2 separate regions of the Mus musculus genome follow, and region 1 is linked to region 2. Evidence: chromatin loops called from intact Hi-C (ENCODE). Cell type or tissue: left cerebral cortex. All regions are shown on one strand. Links, peaks and the distances in the headings refer to the core of each region. The heading gives the core; the rest is flanking DNA. Region 1 holds the start of Eapp (E2F-associated phosphoprotein). Region 2 overlaps Snx6 (sorting nexin 6).

The links. Peaks named below come from ENCODE experiments on the same cell type or tissue, not always from the same donor. Only the 100,000 strongest peaks of a DNase experiment are listed, where the experiment ranks them.
Region 1: a loop joins it to region 2, with 3 times the contacts of the local background. A loop is called at or near these places in 8 of 42 quality-filtered maps.

What each region holds. Positions count from the first base shown.
Region 1 is chr12:54,693,928-54,699,304 of GRCm38, reverse strand. It overlaps Eapp (E2F-associated phosphoprotein), which reads left to right and starts at 3,411. Exons shown (of 6, transcript NM_025456.4): 1 at 3,411-3,594. The coding sequence starts at 3,521. It overlaps Gm22513 (a small nuclear RNA gene), which reads right to left and starts at 2,523; the gene lies at 2,360-2,523. In left cerebral cortex, for the core only: CTCF peaks have their summits at 2,184 (motif pointing left) and 3,662; DNase peaks (open chromatin) are centred at 2,415, 2,757, 3,406, 3,679 and 1 more place; H3K4me3 peaks cover 1,955 bases; H3K27ac peaks cover 1,918 bases.
Region 2 is chr12:54,744,489-54,749,819 of GRCm38, reverse strand. Snx6 (sorting nexin 6) reads left to right here. Exons shown (of 14, transcript NM_026998.3): 14 at 2,761-3,463. The coding sequence ends at 2,814. Among named protein-coding and RNA genes, the nearest start is that of Gm22317, 8.5 kb to the right of the region's middle. In left cerebral cortex, for the core only: a CTCF peak has its summit at 1,954 (motif pointing right); no DNase peak of the experiment used is centred there.

The DNA.
Region 1 (5,377 bases), core at 203-5,202, 51 kb after region 2:
GTCTTCCCTCCCACCCACTCCCTACACCTCGGGTTTAAAGTGGCAGGGTTTAGTTATGGTGTGGTGACACATACTTCTGTTGGTAGAAGTCATTAAACCGGATGGAAAGTTTGTTCTTAGAGTAGATAATGTCAATCTGCCTGCCTCTGCCTTTCAGATGTTGAGAATAAAAAACACCACCTCTGGCCGGAGAAAGCTTTAATTTTGGGGAGGTGGGTGGGGGACAAGACATAGTTTCTCTCTGTATCCCTGGCTCTCTTGGAACTCAATTGGTAGACCAGGGTGGCCTCAAACTCAGAGATTGGCCTGTCTCTGCCTCCCAAGTTCTGGGATTAAAGGTGTGCACCATCACCACAAAGCAAGTTCTAATTTTTAAAATTTGTTTTGGATTCCGGAGAAATAGCTCACTCGCTGCTTAAGAGTACTTGGTTCTGGGGCTGGAGAGATGTCTCAGTGGTTAAGAGCACTAACTGCTCTGCCAGAGGTCCTGAGTTCAACTCCAAGCAACCACATGGTGGCTCACAACCATCTGTAATGGGATCCAATGGGTCCCATCTGTAATGGGACCTCTTCTGGTGCGTCTGAAGACAGCTACCATGTACTCACATACATAAAATAAATAAATATTTTTAAAAAAGAGTACTAGATTCTTTTGTAGAGGGTCCAACTTTGGTTCCCAGCACTTATGTCAGGCATTACACAAGTGCCTATAACTATAGCTCCAGGGGATCAGGCAGGCAGGCAGGCACACTTGCAAGCGCGCACACACACCAATTTAAAATTTATTTTGGACTGGGCCCGAGACAGAAGCAAGCAGATCTCTGTGAGTTCAAAGCTAGCTGATCTACATAGTAAGTTCCAGGAGGACAAAACCCAAAACAACCCCCACCCCAAAAATAAACCCGAAAAAGCAAAAAGCATGTAGATATGTGCGGTGTGCATGTATGTTTACATGTATGAGCGCATGTGTGTGTGTTTGAATGTGGGAAAAAGTTACAGGTTGAGATAGCGCATCTTCCTTGATTTCTCTCTATTTACCAAGGTCTTGGGCAATATCCTTGCTCTGCCTCTGGAACTGGAGTTACAGGCAGATGAGCTGCCCCACTCAGTGCTGGGAAGGAAAATCTGGTCTTCTGCAAGTGTTCTTAGCCACTGAGCTATCCCTGCAACCTCGTTGTGCTGGTAACCACAGCTTCAGTGAGGTGATGCATGCAGCAGCTGGGTCCTGTCTAGACAGTTCTCACAGAAGACTGGCCTCTCCCGAGTTCCCAGAATCTCGGGTGGGAGCAGATATAGACCATTCACCTGCAGTTGAGCCCTGTTCCTTATTCTTTGCATTTTGACCAGTTGTGGATCTCCTCAGAAACCTCTACACTAATGTGCTGCAGAAAAACGCTTGGCAGTTTTTCAACCGGACAATTGAAAGCAACACAAATCCTTGAGTATAAATATAAATATTTAGAAGGCATCGTGGCAACATGATAATGTAGCAAAATAACAGTACATATTAGAGGGGAGACCCCTCACCTCCCAGATTACATTAAATTTCATACAGACAAACCTAATGAAATTAATTGGGTCGCAACAAATGATGCCTGTCTTATGGTTTCTGGTCCAGGATCAAAATCAACTAACTTGGGGAGGAAGGGTTTATTTCAGAACAGAAAGGGTTTATTTCAAGGCAGAAACAGGATGTAGCAAATACTGAAGAAAAGGTTGTGGAGGCATGTTGCTTACTTTACTAGTCCCTCATACCTTAGCAGGCAGGAGTGCCGGCCCAGGGGTAGTACCGCCCACAATGAGCCTTTCCATCCTGTACAGATTAAGATGTCCAACTTCCCAATATGAATCTTCTCAAAGTTTTCATGAAGTTAGTGTCATGTTTACATAAAGCTTAGCAAATACAACACCTTTTGGGTTTGCTTCACCTAAACAGTTAGTATCTGACCTTTTTACAAAGTGAGTTCGAGGACAGAGAAACCCTGTCTTGAAAACACCAGAAAAAAAAGAAAACAAGTTGTTGGTGCTAACTGAGATAGTAAAACTTATTTCAACTGACAATTACCTTACACATCATTCAAAAATAAACCTAGGGCTGGTGAGATGGCTCAGTGGGTAAGAGCACCCGACTGCTCTTCCGAAGGTCCGAAGTTCAAATCCCAGCAACCAGGCTCACAACCACCCGTAATGAGATCTGATGCCCTCTTCTGGAGTGTCTGAAGACAGCTACAGTGTACTTATATATAATAAATAAATAAATCTTTAAAAAAAAAAAAAAAAAAAAAACTAAAACACCAGGTAGAAAGCAAGTCTTTCGCAATGCTAAAGTAAATGTTTTCTATTTTTTCAACAAAAATGCCAGGGGAGAGCGCGAACGCAGTCCCCCACTACCACAAATTATGCAGTCGAGTTTCCCGCATTTGGGGAAATCGCAGGGGTCAGCACATCCGGAGTGCAATGGATGAGCCTCGCCCTGGGAAAACCACCTTCGTGATCATGGTATCTCCCCTGCCAGGTAAGTATGAGTTGCGAGTGCCGTGTGCAGGCTCTCCATCATTGTATACTTACTTTATAACTACGGTCTCTTCCTCAATGCGTCTTCTCTACATTATATTCTCTTTTCTAACCTTGATCCATAAATATACGCTTATATTATGTAAATATTATCAATAACGGAAAAAAATGTCTATTTAGGGAGAACCGGTAGCCTTTGCGTGAAATTCTCATCTACATATTCCACGCCTTTGTGGTGACGCCGCGGGAACTCGTCTGTAGGCCCCTCAACGCGACTCCGCCCACTAAGGCTGTGAGGCGGGGGCGGGGTTTGTTGGTAGTGGGCAATCGAATCTGGAATTCAAAACCTAAGCTTCTGCCCAGGCTCTGGGCAAAGAAAAAGTTTTTTTTAGCTCAATTCAGTTTCTGCTAGCGGAGGACAGGATTCTAAGAGATCCACCCTTGTTAAGTTTAACTAGTAAAAGAAAAATCGTTTTTCCGTGGTGTTTTTCTGAGTAGGTCTATTATACATTATTTACTTGCACACAGCCAATAAACCTAATAAAAACCATGAGAGAAGGGCTAAGATAACAACTTTGAAGAAATAAATCTGACTGGATAGTGATATACAACTGTAATCTCAGCTCTCCGCAGGTCACGGTAAGCAGAGCGAAGCCAGCCTGGGCTACATAACTGGTTACAGGTTAGACTGGGTTAGTGAGACCTTTTCAAAACCTAAATAAAGCTTAAGTTAAGAGGAGGAGGAGGAGGAGGTGGCGGCGGCGGCGGCGGCGAGAAGAAAAATGCACAAAGACAACTGCTATTTTCAGCGGAAAAGAAAACGTAGAGACGTGTTAACATTGACCCTCCGCACGCCCCGTCTCTTGCATCCTTGTCACTGGACGGCTTGCGCAGGCGCACAGGAAGGACTCGCAGTACGGGCGGAAGTGGAGTCTCCGGGAAGCTTTGGGGAAGGCGCTGGCGGAGTACACAGACGCCGGGGCGGTGTAGGCGTCCTCAGGTCGCCATGAACCGACTCCAGGATGACTATGACCCGTACGCGGTGGAAGAGCCGAGCGACGAGGAGCCGGCTCTGAGCAGGTGGGCCGCTGCCCCGCGTCTCCGCCCTGCCTTGGCTGAGGCCGTTGTGTTGTTCGCGCCGGCCGTCCCTGGGCGCAGTGTCGTCCGCTTCACTTGCGGGAGCCTCGGGGCGCTTGATGGCGCTGCTCAGTCTCTAGGGAACCAGGATGGACAGCAGTGCGGGAAGAGGGATGTTCCGGAATTACGTGGGCCCCCAGGCGTGAAGCCTTAGATGGAACCCTGTTTACCGTTTACTAGCACTGTGACCGAAGGCAAGTCAGTTCTCGGCCTCGCATCTGTAAATGGAAATACAAGTATGGGACAGTGTCCTAAGCTAGTGAGGGCCTGGCCCTTAGCACGAAGTACTTATCTTGAAGACTGTCAAGTAGAAACTAGGGAATAGAGAATGGAAAAAAAAAAAAAAAGGAATGGGCTTTTTTTTTTTTTTTAAGTTATGATCTCCACACGCATGCCATAGCACCCATATGCCCATATACACAACATTTTTCTTTCTTTCTTCCTTCCTTTCTTCCTTTCTTTCTTTCTTTTGTTTTTCGAGACAGGGTTTCTCTGTATAGCCTGGCTGTCCTGGAACTCACTCTGTAGAGCAGGCTGGCCTCGAACTCAGAAATCCGCCTGCCTCTGCCCCCCAAGTGCTGGGACCAAAGGCATGCGCCACCATGCCCGGCTATACACAACATTTTTAAAACTGTAATTTAAAAGTTAAATGAATTAAGTCAGACATGGTAGTGTATGCCTATAATCCCATCATTTAGGAGGCCAGAGGGTGAAGAGTTCAAAGCTGGTTCTGGGCTACGTAAGATTTTGTCTTAAAACAAGAAAAAAATGTCCAAGGCATTTCTTGCAGCTGGCTTTTGCTTTGTTGTTCTTTTTCCCGCAGTTTTTTTTTTTTTTTTTTTTTTTTTGTTTTGTTTTTTTTGAGACAGGGTTTCTCTATAGCCCTGGCTGTCCTGGAACTCACTTTGTAGACCAGGCTGGCCTCGAACTCAGAAATCCACCTGCCTCTGCCTCCCGAGTGCTGGGATTAAAGGCTTGCGCCACCACGCCCAGCTCACGCCTGGCTTTTTTCTCCGCGTCTTAATCTACAACTTGTCTCCTTCCATGTGGGTCCCAGAAATTGAACTCAGGTCATGAGGCTTGGTGACAAGCCCTTTGTCTGCTGCTGAGTTATCTTGCTGGCCCTGACTTAATTCATTTTTGTTGTTTTATTTCTTCCTATTATTGATGTACATTTATTATAATTCTGTTGATAGGAAACTAATCACAGAAGTCAGTCTACGATGACAGAAGTTAGTTAGAATTTGGAATGTACTGTAATTTTCTTAGGGCTATGATGTAGCTCAACGGTAGAACAGGTGCATGAAATGCTGGGTTCAGTTTCCAGCTCCAGGAAGAATAGTCAGTGTGCATAGTTCTCTCTATTCACAGTTTGCTGTAGCATAGTTTTCCACGTCTTTTAAATTAAATTATAGTATTTAATTCCTATTAAATATTTTATGTTGGGATATTAATTGTATATAATTATATTGGTTTTATTTAAATAAAACTCAGTTCTTTGAAGAAAGTTTTTTTTTTTTTTTAGTTTAATAGAATTAGTTAATGAATTGGTATAATGGTATTGGAAAGCAGTGTGATAATACGAGAAGCCAAAAGGAAAGCTGGAAAGATGGCTCAGTGGTTAAGAGCATTGGCTGTCCTGGCAGAACACCTGGATTAGGTTCCCAGATCTCACAGGGCAGCTCACACCATCTCACTGTAACTCTGGGGGATCCAGTGCCCTTTC
Region 2 (5,331 bases), core at 1-5,000:
GAGTTACAGACAGTTGTGAACTGCCATACTGGGAATTAAACCCAGGCTCTCTGGAAAAACAGGCAGTGCTTTTTAACCATTGAGCATCCATCTCTCCAGCCCCACATCCTTATGTTTTAAAACCCATCAGTGTGTGATGGAGAAAGAGCTCATTAGGCTAAGAGCTAAGTTTTTGTAGAGGGGATGGAGATGGGTTTCACCCCCAGCACCCACATGTGGTTTGTAACTCCAGTTCTAGGGAATAACAGGTCCTCTACAGGAACCAGGCATGCATGGAGTGTACATACATGCATACATACATGCATACATACAGGCATATATACATACATACATGCATGCATACAAAAGCTCATATACATAAAATAAATCTGAGATTTTTGTTTAATCCATGAATGGTTCTTGCTCGAAACTGCTATTATGCTGGCTTCGGGATGTTGATTTTCATTTTTCTTCTCTGTGATGCCGATCAAATCCAGGACTTTGCATATGCTAGGCAAGTATTCTACCACTGAGCTACACCCCATCTTCAAATGTTGATTCTCTTTCTCTTTTTAAGACTAAAATCTTCTAAAACTTACTCTGTAAATTCAGGCTCAGTTTAAACTCATGGCAATATTTCTGTCCTGAGTTCTAGGATTACCAGAATGTGCTAGAGTCTCAGAGTCAGTCAGTGTCTCCCTCCCTCCCTCCCTCCCTCCCTCCCTCCCTCCCTCCCTCCCTCCCTACTGATCCAGAGGCAGCAAGGCAGACCTCTCAGCACCATGTCTGCCTCCAAGCTGCCCTGCTTCCCACCATGATGATAATGGGCTGCATAGCTGACCCTGTGCACCAACCCCAACTTACCTGTTGTCCTCTACAGGAGCTCCCGCGGTCACCGTGTTTCTTCACAAGAAGTAGAAACTCTAGCTGACGCCATCTGGGATGCAGATGCCCCACTAGACTTCGCTTTTTGCGTGGGGTTCAGGGGCTCAGCTTAGGTCACCGGGCTTGTGAAGCAAATGCCTTTACCTGTTTGTCTTCTATGCCTCCCATTCACTGTACCTCAGGTTTAAAATGGCAGGGTCTTCTTATGTAGTCTAGCATGGTCTCAAACTGACAGTCTCCTGCCTCAGGCCCCCAGGAGCTAGGGTTACTGCCCGCAATGGAAAGTTCTTCCTTTTAGCACAGTGTTGTGTCTTAGTCACTGTTCTAAATCTGTGAAGAGATACCATAACCGCGGCAACTCATTTTTTTTTTCTTTTTTTTTTTTTTTTTTTGATTTTTGAGACAGGATTTTTCTGTGTAGGCTAGGTTGGCCTGGAACTCACAGAGATCCACCAGCCTCTGCCTCTGCCTCCTGAGGGCTGAAATTAAAGGCATCACCACCATCCAACTCAAAGAACCTGTTATAAAAGAAAGCATTTAAACGGGGACTGGCTTATAATTTCAGAGGGTGGTCCTTTATTATCATGGTAGGGAGCATGGAAGCATGCAGGAAGTAGCTAGAACAGTCTGAGACCTTCAATCCTGATCCACCAGCAAAGAAAGCCTGGGTCTGGCTTGGGTATTTGAAACCCCAAAGCCCACCCCACCCCCCAACCGCCTCCTTGACACAGTTCCTCTAACAAGCCACACCTCCTAATGCCACTCCTAAGTATTTAACTATGAGCCTATGGGGCCATCCTTACTCAAACCACCACAGTGGTTGTGGGGAGTTTAAACCAGATCTCTCTGTAGTCTTAGCTATACTAGAACTTCCATAGATCCATCTACCTGTCTCTATGTCCCAAGTGCTGGGATTAAAGATATGTCTCACTGCCAGGCGGAGGCAGAGACAGGCCGATTTCTGAGTTCGGGGCCAGCCTGGTCTACAGAGTGAGTTCCAGGACAGCCAGGGCTACACAGAGAAATCCTGTCTCAAAAAACCAGGAAAAAAAAATGTGTCTCACCAGATCCCACTTTTTTTTTCACCAGAAGAGGGCGTCAGATCTCATTACAGATGGTTGTGAGCCACCATGTGGTTGCTGAGATTTGAACTCACGACCTTCGGAAGAGCAGTCAGTGCTCTTAACCGCTGAGCTATCTCTCCAGCCTGGGTTGTTTTTTTGTTTTTTGTTTTTTAATTTTAGTTTAATACTATTACACAATCAAAAATCAAATTCACTAGTTAACCTTGGACTCAAAAGTCTTATTTTACAGCTGGGCGTTGATGGCACATGCCTTTAATCCCAGCACTTGGGAGGCAGAGGCAGGCGGATTTCTGAGTTCGAGGCCAGCCTGGCCTACAGAGTGAGTTCCAGGACAGCCAGGGCTATACAGAGAAACCCTGTATCGAAAAAAACAAAAACAAAAAAACAGCCTTTGTGGCTCACATCTGTCATCCCAGCACTCTGGAGCCTGAGATAGGGGAATCATGAGTGCAAGGCCAGCCTGGTATATACCATAAAAGCTTTGTCTCAGATGTGAAATAAAATATATTTTTTACAAATGAATTTTTTTAAGTAGAACAATCTAAACCATTCTCATCTAGGTAGAAACTTATTTACTTAACAGGTTGGTACTTTGTTTTTAAACTGTTATAGAGATGTTTCCAGAATTGTGACATTAGAGTACAATTTTTCTTTTATGCTTGCTTTCTTGCTTGCTTGTGTGTGGCTCCTGACAAACATGCAGGCAAAACACCCAAATACATCAAATAGTAATAAAAACAATATTTACAAACAACTCTTTGAAGCTGTTAGGACTGGCATACCTGGTGACTGCCTGTTTCCTCCTCACCAGGGCAACCTTCAGCTCCTTCAGAACTGCCTTGCGGTTTTAAATGGAGACACATAGGCTTCACTCTGCCTTCTGTCAAAAAGGGCTGCCTTCAAATCCAGTTTGTTTTCCTGACGACCTCCCTCCGGCATCTAAGCTCACTGGGAACAACAGAGACAGCGGGCACAGTGCATCAGCTCTTCTTCTGAGAGACAGTGGAGCAGCAGGGCTCACCGGCTGCAGGGCAGCGGCCTGCCACCTCGCACTCCACCTTCCAAGAAGCCCAAAGTTCTACCCTCTCTTTTCTTTGAGAAGCCTGTCTTACTGTGTTTATTTCCTATGTGGCGGTTCTGTGGCTGCAGGCCTTATTTACCTAAGAATCGCTTGTCCTGTTTTAACATTCTCAAAGTACTCTCTGTTCACACAAGATAAAGGTTGCCTTTCTGAATATTTTTTAAGCATCCTGTTCCCTTAGTTCTTTCATGTATCTGTGTAAAGCGTCTTAACGAGACTTACTTTGAATTAATGAACGTAGAAGTTTCGGGTCAGACTTTATGTAAGCTTTATAAGTATGATCTCTGAAGAAAAGCAGATGCGTTAGTATGTTTGCCTTAAACTTGTGGACTAAACCAATATTGTAAACGCCCAGAGACAGCAGTGGCGTTTTGACTCCATGCTCCTTGTATGGCTCTGGAATTCAGGGTAGCGATAATAAATCTACTCCGGCATTATGCTTTACAGTGAAGGTCTTTTCTTTATCTTTTTTTTTTCTTTCTTTCCTCCCTCCCCCACCCCCCGGCCCCCTTTGTTTGAAATGGCCAAACCAGGTTCACTGAATGCTTTACCTCACGTAGAGTGACCTTCTGGGTGCACTGATTCAAAATGCAGGAGTATCATGGTTCCCTAGATCCCCGTCTACAATTCCCTGGATTCCCTGCCTATCTCAGCAGATAACCGGGAGACATTCGTCAGCCGAGCCATTTGGTGGCTACCATGGCTGTCTAGTGAGTGGTGTAGAGGAAAAGCTATCTGCTAGGAGGAGGGAGGGGGTGGTCCCCAGGACGAAAGGTGGGGTGCAGACAGATGAAGAGTCCCTGGGTCTGTGTCACCCACGCCTGGTCTTTCTGACTGGCCCAGACTGCTTCCTGTGCCCCCAGTGTAAACTGGACTTGGATGATGGACTTCTCATATATTTCTTACTCCTCTCCTATTTGGAAACCACAGGGAGTTCGGCTGGTCACCCTGGAACGAGTTCCTAGTTTGTTTACATTTCTACAAACCACCCTGATGATTCTGGGTCAGGGTCTACCCAAGACCCAGACCCAGCCTCCTCCCTCTGCTGGTTAGTGTGCTTGCTCTCTTGACATGTTTGCCGGTGCCGTTCCAACGTTGGTTTTTCTGTTATCGGCCCAGACATTTTTTGTCCTTTGTGTGCGTGACCCTAATTGGTAGAAATACACCCACTCGTGTCCCAGTGGGTGAGTGCAGGACCAAGGGCCCTTGCTTCTGGATTCCCTCCCACCCTCACCAGCTGCTCTTGAAGCCTCAATCCGGTATGGGCAAGAGCCTCTTCTGGCTTCTCCATTCTCTGCTATAAAGGACATGTTGACCTACCTCACAGGGATGTTGTGAGGACTAATAAATGTTGGTGCCGTGCTTCAGAAATGTGAAGGTGTGTAATAGCCGAGAAATGGAAGAGGGACAAAGGATACAGCAGTTCTCTTACCCGTAGGTTATTTTGTTTTTAAAAAGGTGGTCGCTTTAGGAGCAGAAAGGAGTGAGTATTCTGAAAATTTTTATTACATTTTTTGCTTATTTTTTATTTACTCTGTATGAGCTCTTTTGCCTGCCCATCTGTCTGTCTGCTCCAAGTGCAGTTGCTGGAGGCCAGAAAGTGGGGAGGTGGGGTAGAGGAGAACATAGGGTCCCCAGAACCAGAGCTTCAGTGTAGTGGATGCTGGGAAACCAACCAAGGGTCCTAGGGAAGAGCAGCCGGTGTGCTCAGTCACCGAAACCGCTCTCCAACCCGATTCTATTTTCAGATGAGTGTATGTAGTGTGTGAGGGCAGGGACCTGAGCTGAGGTCAGAGGAGGGCTTCTGGGAGTCAAATCTCTCCTTCCACCACATGGATGTGACTCCAGCTGTAAGCTGTGGGGCAAGTGTGTTTACCACCCCTAAGGCCACTTGGCTGGCCCGGGATTCATTGTTAGCATGCGTCCCGGGGTCCGGGGTAGTAGGTAGCAGCTGCATATACTAGCTAAAGGCCTTGGGTAGGCCACAGAACTAGCAGATAGTGTGCAGGGCTTTCTCACCAACACCTGGAGAAATAACATGTGTGGATGAGCCTTCTGCCACGTTCCTGTGACCCCAGGACTGCTGCTGTGTGTCTAAGGCCAGGCAAGCCCCGGAGGTGAACACCTGCCTCTGAAACCAAGGGAGAACAGGTGTGGTACATGCCTGTAACCCCAGCTGTGGCAGGAGAGCTCTGAGTCTCAATGCCAGCCTAGTCTACATAGGAAGTTCCAGGCCAGCCAGGGCCTAATAGATGTTACACCCCACCCCCTCCCCAGAAGGGTTTGGAGCAGCAAGCCGGG